Regions from separate parts of the Mus musculus genome. Here regions 1 and 3 are each linked to region 2. A link is a contact called in ENCODE POLR2A ChIA-PET data. All regions are on one chromosome and are shown on one strand. Each heading gives the region's core, a stretch centred on a gene start or an enhancer-like site at or near the end of the contact. The rest is flanking DNA. Distances are from core to core; before and after follow the strand shown. Region 1 holds the start of Klhl11 (kelch-like 11). Region 2 holds the start of Dnajc7 (DnaJ heat shock protein family (Hsp40) member C7). Region 3 holds the start of Jup (junction plakoglobin).

Region 1 (2,777 bases), core at 111-2,610, 150 kb after region 2:
CAAGTCTAATTAATGACTCAAGTTCGAGTTCTATCCTCTAACGTAGTGATGTTCATTAAATTGTGCTTTGTACTCCACACGAATACCCTACCATAAAAATAAATAAATGTAATTTTTAGGGCTATTTACTTATTGGTGCTGGGGTGACTAAACTGCCCTGGTTTCTTTTTTTTTGTTTTTGTTTTTCGAGACAGGGTTTCTCTGTGTAGCCCTGGCTGTCCTGGAACTCACTCTGTAGACCAGGCTGGCCTCGAACTCAGAAATCTGCCTGCCTCTGCCTCCCGAGTGCTGGGATTAAAGAAGTGCGCCACCACGCCAGGCTTGCCCTGGTTTCTTACATAGCTCATGTTAAATTGGGTGTGCTCGCCGGGCAATGGTGGCGCATGCCTTTAATCCCAGCACTTGGGAGGCAGAGGCAGGTGGATTTCTGAGTTCGAGGCCAGCCTGGTCTACAAAGTGAGTTCCAGGACAGCCATAGCTACACAGAGAAACCCTGTCTCAAAAAACAAAACAAAAAACAAACAAACAAAACAAAACAAAATTGGGTGTGCTCAGGAACATTTTAGTAATCCCAAAATCCAGGAGAAGAATCAGGAGTTCAAAGTCATCCTTAACTACACAGCAAGTGTGTGGCCACCTTGGGCTACATGAGAGACACCTGCAAAAATAAATAACTTTAACGAAGTTATTTTTCTTTATACTGCCCCCCTCCTGGATTGGAAAGATAGTTTAGCAGTTAGGAGTACTCTCTCAGAGAATCAGTTTGATTGTTGGCTCCCAACACCCTTATCAGGGGGGTTTTAACCGCCTTTAACTCCAGCTACTGGGAATCTAACACCTACCTGTCCTCTGTAGGACCTGTGCACAGACACTTTGATAAGAATAAAATTTAAAAATTACTTTCTCTCCAAAGTCAATCGTTTTGTGTTTTAAGACGGGGTTTCTCTGTGTATTCCTGGCTGTCCTTTCTGAGACTAGGTCCTCGAACTCAGGGAGATCAGCCTGCCTCTGCCTCCCAAGTGCTGGGATTGGCACAGGCCAGCAGAGGCAGGGGTAAGGTGGATCTCTGTGAGTTCCAGGCTATCATGGTCTACAAAGTTAAAAAACAAACAAACAAACAAAAAATGTGTGTGCGTGTGATGGCGAGGATACACTCCAAAGCAACATAAAGTAGAAGAAAATTCAACAAAACAAGCACAGGGGGCCACCATAATGGAGGGGCGAGAAAAGGTAGACCTGAGTTTTTTTCTGGCTCCGAGAACTGCGCTTGCCTCGCTAGAGGGCGTAAGCACGGCAGAAGTGCGCAGGCGCGGCTCCGCCCCGCGCGCACTATTTAATCCCAGAATGCCTCTGTGTCGCATCAGACTTGCCGCACCGTTCGGAAGCTGAGGGGGCCGGTACGGCGGCGTCAAGATGGCGGCGGCTGTGGCGGCGGCAGCTGCCGCTGCGGCCGCGGCTGCATCTTTTCAAGTGCTGGAGATGGAGAGCATGGAGACTGCCGTCGCCGGTTCCGCGAGCCTGGCCGCTGAGGTCCGAGGCAGTGGCACGGTAGACTTCGTGACCGGGGCCGGCATCTCTACCCTCGTCGACACGGGCGGGAGCGATCCGGGCCCAGAGGCCGAGGACTTCGAGTGCAGCACTCACTGCTCCGAGTTGTCCTGGCGGCAGAACGAGCAGCGGCGTCAAGGCCTGTTCTGCGACATCACCCTGTGCTTCGGCGGGGCCGGAGGTCGCGAGTTCCGTGCCCACCGCTCGGTGCTGGCCGCTGCCACCGAGTACTTCACGCCCTTACTCTCGGGTCAGTTTTCGGAATCGCGCTCGGGCCGGGTGGAGATGCGCAAGTGGAGCTCAGAGCCCGGACCCGAACCTGACACGGTGGAAGCCGTTATCGAGTACATGTACACCGGCCGCATCCGAGTGAGCACCGGCAGCGTGCACGAGGTGCTGGAGCTGGCCGACAGGTGAGACGACCGTGGGCGAGCGAGGGCTGGGTTGGGGGGTGGGGGGCAGTGTCTGTGGTGCCAGCTCCCTCATTATGCCCGCGACGGGACAGCCACCGCGCCTGGCACTGAGGATGCCCCCTGAGAGTCTAGCTTGTGCGCATTGCACCCCTGAGCGCAGATTTCAGGTGGTAGGGACAAAGGCGATGAAAAACGGTGGGTCGTGTTCGACTCCTGTGATGATGACATTTAAAAAACGGTGAAGGGCTAGCTACGGATCGGAGGAAATGTCATTTAAACCAGCTTCGCAGTGGCAAGAGAAATTGGCCGTACAAAAGGGAATGGGTGCACATTACAGGCTTCCCAAAGGCCTCAGTCAGGGTCCAGGCTGGCTTAGAGAAGAAAGGACGTTAAAAAGAAAATCCAGCGATTCCGGATATGCTGGGTTTAAAGACCAGAGGGTGTGTGTGAGGAATGTTTGGATTTTATTGAGTGTGATGGATGGGAAACTGGGTAGAGAGATTATCTGATTTTAATATTTAAATACGAAATATTTAAATATTTCAAAAGTGAAAAGTGGATTGTGGAAAATGGATTGTGGGGAGCCAGAAAGGACGCCACAGAGGTTGGTTCGGAGGCAGGTGGAGATGCTGGTACTGTTACAAATCCTTTAACACATACCTCTGGAGCGCTAGACACTGACCTCGTTACAGTGCTGGGGGAGGGGGTATATCCAGCAGTGATCAAAACACATGAAAATCCTTTTCCTTATCAAACTCTCTGATGTTTAACAGCGAATATATAGCATGTTGAATAATTATTACAGCTGTGAGGCAG
Region 2 (2,844 bases), core at 64-2,563:
TTCCCCCCCCCCCGTTGTTGAAAAATGGGTGAAAAATTAAATTCGTTAATTAAGGCAGTGGTTCTCAACCTGTGTGGGTCATGACTTTTTTTGGCAAACCTCTATCTCCAAAAATATTTACATTACAATTCATAAGAGTAGAAAATTTATAGCTACAAAGTAGCAACAAAAAATAATTTTACGGCTGGGGATCACCATGACAGGAGGAACCATATTAAAGGGTCACAGCATTTCAATTCACTGAGGTCCAGCTATCATTCTCTATCCAGTGGCCCAGGTAGTTTCCACTCCGTCAGTAATGATAAGGACCTACAAATAAGGTTAGGGACTTTGACACACACTTTCCTTAAGGGAAATTTAAATTCCATTGTCTTATTTTCGTTCCTTTTGGCTTTAAATTACAATTTCAAGGTCGTCTCCTCCCCACATTTAACCTCAGAGGGCCTCAATTTAATCCAACACTGTTGTGTGTGGTAGTGGTACTACAAAGATAATTATGCTGTCTTCCCAATCCAGACAACATCTGGCCAGACAAGCGTGCTGGGTAGAGTTTATGAGAAGTAGGAGTACAGGGGACACTGAGGAAAAGGGACCTCACCCCATGAGCTGCCTTATAAACTCCGGGGCAGGGGCTGGCGCGCCATGTCATCCTTTCTAGGCTTAACGCTGAGATGGCACTCCCAAGCGGCTGACATGAAAGCAGCCTCATAAAAGGGTCCGCGTCATTGGGGTGATGAACCAGTTGGTGCTTAGAGATCCGTGGAGGATGAAAGGAGCAGGGTGAAGACGCCCTGCGTTCCCCTCGCTTGGTTGGGCAGGGCTTCCAGGAACTGATGAAGCTGGGGATTGGGCTCAAAGTAGCTCTTCATGCCTTTCCAGGGAGGAAGCTGTGGACACACTGCAAAGTCAGGAAGGTAGTCTTGGGGGGGGCTTTTCTTCCTCAAGTGTCTTGGGGACCCCGTCTCCACCCACCAGGGACTCCCAAGCGTTACCGGAGGCTCTCTAGGATTGCTAGTTGTTATGGCAACCGGGCTGTAGGGATACTGAGGCAAGCTTAGGCCCAGAGAGGCAACCTCCTTCTGTACCCTCCTCCTATTCACGGGTAAAGTGGCGCCCCCTACGCACAGGAACCGTCCCTGGGCCCCCGCCCCAGCGCGGAGACCACCGTGGACCTCCAGGGATGGAAGGCCGCTCTGGCCCCAAGCGGAGCCTCTCGTTGGTAGACGGGCTCGAGGGAGTCCCTCTGGGCGCGGCGCCGCCGAGCGGCTCGATGCTCCGACCGGAAGTGCTCTACACCGTCTGCCTCCCACCCGGCTCTCTGGTCCCGGCGGTAAGATGGCGGCTACCGCGGAGTGCGATGTGGTAATGGCGGCGACCGAGCCTGAACTGCTGGAGGACGAAGACGCCAAGAGGTAACCAACCGGGTGGTAGAGTCATGGAGGAGACGAGCTTGCAGCTCGTGGCTTGGGGCAGGTGGACCCGCCAGCGAGGCAGCCCCCAGATGCAGAGACGATGGCTCTCCTGCAGACACCCCCCGCCCCCATCTGAGCTGGAGTCGACCGAGATCCCTCTGAAGGGGTACACTTAGGGGGTCTGCTGTCCCCTTCTGCTTCCGCCTAGCAGGGAGCTTGAGGCATGGTCTTGTTCTGCCGCGGGGAGGAAGGTGGACTTCATCGTGGAGGCCGGGTTCCCGGGCGGGGGCGGGGGGAAGGGTAGGAACCCCAGAGGTCGGCTGCAGAGTGGGGGAGGCGTCGCGGCGACAATGACGACTTCCTTAACAGAGCCCCGACCTCCGCCCGCTCTGGTTAACTTGTGTGCATTGTTGCCCGTCCTGACTGGTCGTCTCCGAAGCCCGCATTCTCCTCCTCACTTCCCTTTCCTCACTAATGACCCTTAGTGGTCTCTAGTGTGAGGCTGAGAGAATTGGATGCTCACTGTATGGACCTGGTCGCCCCCCACTCCCCGATAGCCGTAGAAGTTAAGAATGGATAGACAGAAGGGCGAATGAGGAGCTTGTCTCTTGCAGTACGGGGGCAGACGCTTCTTCGCCATTCCTCCCAAGAGCATTCTTAAGCTCAAGGAGAACAGCTGTTTAAATGCAGTTGGCACTGCTGGGCAGCTGCAGTGGCTCGGGATTGCTAGTCTGGCCTAGCCTAGGGAGGTGCTGAGTGAGTGGTTTTTCTCGAACACTTGGTGAATTCCGACACCAGCTTAAGAACGGGTTTTCAAAGCGGGGTGGGGTGGGGTGGGGTGGGGGGGTTAGAGTACGCTTGGGAGCGGGCGGGACTTGTTCTGATACCAAAGGTGAACTGATTCTTTTATCAGTAGCATGATTAATTTGATCCTTTTCTTAGGATGGACTACAGTCCCCTTACTCTCCTTCCCTTGTGGTTCATGTTCATACCAAGCCTGTAGGGAATGTCTTCAGGCTGAATAATTTGAACAGAGTCAGTTCAGGAGGTCTAGAAATCAGGATTCTGAGGGGTTTACTGTCCAAGTTAGACTTATAAGCGGTACTCGGAGAGATACGGGGAATATTGTAGTCATCAGGTGTATGGTAGTACCTGACTTGAAAGCTGAGATGCTAGACAAAGTGTAGTTGATCAAGAGCTATCAAGTTTAGCCTTGCCTCCTCCTCCTCCTGTTTGAGTTTCCATGTCATTACAGTGTCTGGAGTTAAGCATCATCCGCTCCTATATAACTTAAGGTATTGCCAAATGAGAACGGAAGCCCCTCGCTAACACAAACAGAGCTTACATTTTATTTTACTTATATTTGGAAAGAATTTAGTGCTTCTTACTGCTATAAATAGGGACTTTGGCTATATGTCATTTGAGGAATCTA
Region 3 (2,828 bases), core at 284-2,783, 220 kb after region 2:
GGGCTTGCTGCCTCGCTTTGGTTTAGACCTCTGCTCCCTTTCTTTCCATCTAATGTCTGATTTTCCCCCAAATCCGTCAAAGTTTCCTTACATCATTATTTAATCTCCTTTGTCTGTTTCTCCCTGGAGCAGTATCCAGCCCCCCCCCGCCCCACCCCCAAAACACACTGACCCTTCTGCTCTGGGACTTGAAAGAAGGTGTCGGCCCAGGCGTGGTGGCGCACGCCTTTAATCCCAGCACTCGGGAGGCAGAGGCAGGTGGATTTCTGGGTTCGAGGCCAGCCTGGTCTACAAAGTGAGTTCCAGGATAGCCAGGGCTATACAGAGAAACTCTGTCTGGAAAAACAAAAACAAAAACAAAAACAAAAAAAAAAAAAAAAGAAAGAAGGTGTCGGAGTTTAGAGTGTACCATATTTCCTAGTCTTGTGATCTCTTTGGAGCGTAGTTTTAAAATCGCATTACATTTTATTTACTTTTATGTGTGTGGCACTTGTGCCAAGGCGGGAGATCAGAGGACAGAGGACAACCTGTGAGACTTGGCTGTTGTCTCCCTCCATGAGGTATCAGACTCGGGTGGTCACATCTGCACAACTGAGGCACCACACAAGCCCATTAAAAATATTCTTTTAACATGGATCATTTCGATCCCACTTTGAAGACCAGGCTGGCCTCTTAACTCACAGAGATCTGCCTGCCTCTGCCTCCTCGAGTGCCACCACTGCCTGGCTGCTCCAGCACTTTTTAAGAACTGTCTCGAACTGAGACAGTTTAAATACTGACATTCCTCAGCTGTTTAAGTGCTACTACAAAGCTTATTTCATTTAATCTCTCCAACCTAAGATAGATAAAGCTAATGAACCCACTTTACAGAAGAGATACAGGGTGAAAGGTACACTAACTAGCCTAAGGTCATACAAAGATTAAGGGGAGAACCCAAACCCAGGCCTGCTAATTCTAAACAGAAGGGATCAGGGAACACTCCATCTTTTGTAGGGGGGAGAAAATCCCAACCCAGCACAAAGCCTATGAAATGCTTTACAAACATCTTATTACTACGTTGAGGCAAGAATGAATAAGCCTGACGCTGAGTTGGCTGGCTAGTGAAGGCGTCAGTCCTTTCCCATGCCTCCCCCTGACTCACCTGTTGGACAGGTAGGGGGGGAAGGGGAGAATAATGAGTCTTACCTGCTCAGGGCTAGGGTGGGGCAAGTCACGCCCCACCTGATCCATTGGCTTTTTCCTTAGTCTTACTGACAGCCCTCTGTCCAATCATAAAGAAGAAACTTTCTATTTGCCAATAGATGCAGAGTGAGGATGAGACCTCAAGTTGGCGTCCACCCCAGAGTCGAGTGGCAGTCCCTGGGGCCAATGGTGAGCGCATAAACAGAGGCGGCCGTGGTAGAGGTCCCGGCGCGAGGCTCCGCCCCTCGATGGGATAGTCAGGCTGGGCAGCCAGTGAGATAGCCTCAGAGGGTGGGAGTCTCCCTAGGGGGCGGAGCTTCGAGGGGGCGAGAGGTGTGGCTTGGCTGTCAGGTCCCTTTGCCTTTTGTTCGGTTACTGAGTTGCTGCCTTGGCCAGAGTCCGGAGCAGCCGCCGCCCGAGTGCGCCGAGCTCAGTTCGCTGCCCGCGCCGGCTCCCTCCCGGCCAGACCCGACCCCGATTCGGCTCAGCCCGGCTCCACGCTCAGGTACACCCGATCGGGGTACGAATCACTGTGGGAGAGTAGGGACAGCAAGCGGCCGGGAGGCTGGTTCCAGCGGTTTCAGGGCAGGTGAGGGCGGGTGTCAGGGAGCGCATCCTACACCAGCGACAGGGGGCGCGCTGGGGTCCGGGGCGCGGGACCCTTGGGACAAGCAATCTGGGTTGGAGCGCCCCTCCAGGCTCGGTGAACCGCAGGTCTGAGAAGGGTGGGGAGGAACTAGGGCAGGTGCCTCGGAGTTCGCGCCTCCCCCAGGGCCCCAGAGCTCGCCTAACACGGCGTCCCTGACTCTCCCCTGGAGCTGACCGAGCAGACTTTGACCCGCTCCGCCTGGTCCCGGAGCTCACGGTGACAGGAATTTACCGTTTGGGAAACTTGCTGCCTAGTCTCTTTGGGGCCACCCTCACCGCACCCCACGCGTCATCCTCGCTTTCTCTCCCTCCCTCCCTACTCCCCCAGGCCTGGGTGGGGCCCTATTGTCTGCGCCCAGCTTTCCAAACTGTGGGGGCCGAGTGCACATTTTCCCAGGGACGCAATTCCCACCTGCTGAGCAGAGCAGGTGAGCGCTTGGAAGACGGAGGCCCTGCCCTGCAGCTCCGAGCTGGACCTGTGGCGCCTCCCTCCGCTCTAGTGTACGCCGGTCAATGCCTTCTCCTACGGAGGTGGGATAGGGTGACTGGGGAACTGGTGAAGGGTCTGGGCTGAGTGCCCTACCGATGTCTGACACTGGTGGCTTGGCCTGGAGTCTGGGCCGGTAGAGAAAATTTAAGAAGCACTCGCCCAGTTTTTAGTAGCTGTGGTTTCCAGAGTGTTGATAGGGAAACAGCAATATCTTTTGATTTCTGCAACCCATTCTTGTTGAGAAATCACTCCAAACAAACTTTCCAGGAGAAAGTAACCATGGGAGCCTTTTCTAGGATTTTTCTAGTCTCCTTGTTGAGAGCTGATTCTAGGCTTGGTGGTACTTCTTGGAGGAAAACCCCTTCCCCCAGTCAGCTCCAAGCTGAACGTAGCCAGTGTGTGCGCTTTGACCCTGTTCTCCCTGCCCCCAACTCCATCCTGTTTGCCAGGCCCCTAAGGCCTGAGGTAGGGACCAATGGGGGTGGGGTGGGGGCGTTGCTGAAAGGGG

The links. ChIA-PET counts read pairs that join two places held with the same protein, here RNA polymerase II (POLR2A).
Region 1: POLR2A ChIA-PET joins it to region 2 with 15 read pairs in embryonic stem cell. The contact joins the promoter of Klhl11 here to the promoter of Dnajc7 in region 2. POLR2A ChIA-PET finds 5 or more read pairs at or near these places in 3 of 5 experiments (Patski and embryonic stem cell).
Region 3: POLR2A ChIA-PET joins it to region 2 with 17 read pairs in embryonic stem cell. The contact joins the promoter of Jup here to the promoter of Dnajc7 in region 2. POLR2A ChIA-PET finds 5 or more read pairs at or near these places in 3 of 5 experiments (Patski and embryonic stem cell).

The regions. Positions count from the first base shown.
Region 1 is chr11:100,471,365-100,474,141 of GRCm38, reverse strand. It overlaps Klhl11 (kelch-like 11), which reads left to right and starts at 1,360. Exons shown (of 2, transcript NM_172565.2): 1 at 1,360-1,961. The coding sequence starts at 1,414.
Region 2 is chr11:100,618,096-100,620,939 of GRCm38, reverse strand. It overlaps Dnajc7 (DnaJ heat shock protein family (Hsp40) member C7), which reads left to right and starts at 1,313. Exons shown (of 14, transcript NM_019795.5): 1 at 1,313-1,412. The coding sequence starts at 1,336. It also overlaps a transcript of Nkiras2 not described here.
Region 3 is chr11:100,396,495-100,399,322 of GRCm38, reverse strand. It overlaps Jup (junction plakoglobin), which reads left to right and starts at 1,533. Exons shown (of 14, transcript NM_010593.2): 1 at 1,533-1,687. It overlaps Gm12348 (predicted gene 12348), which reads right to left and starts at 1,207. Exons shown (of 4, transcript NR_132425.1): 1 at 1,186-1,207.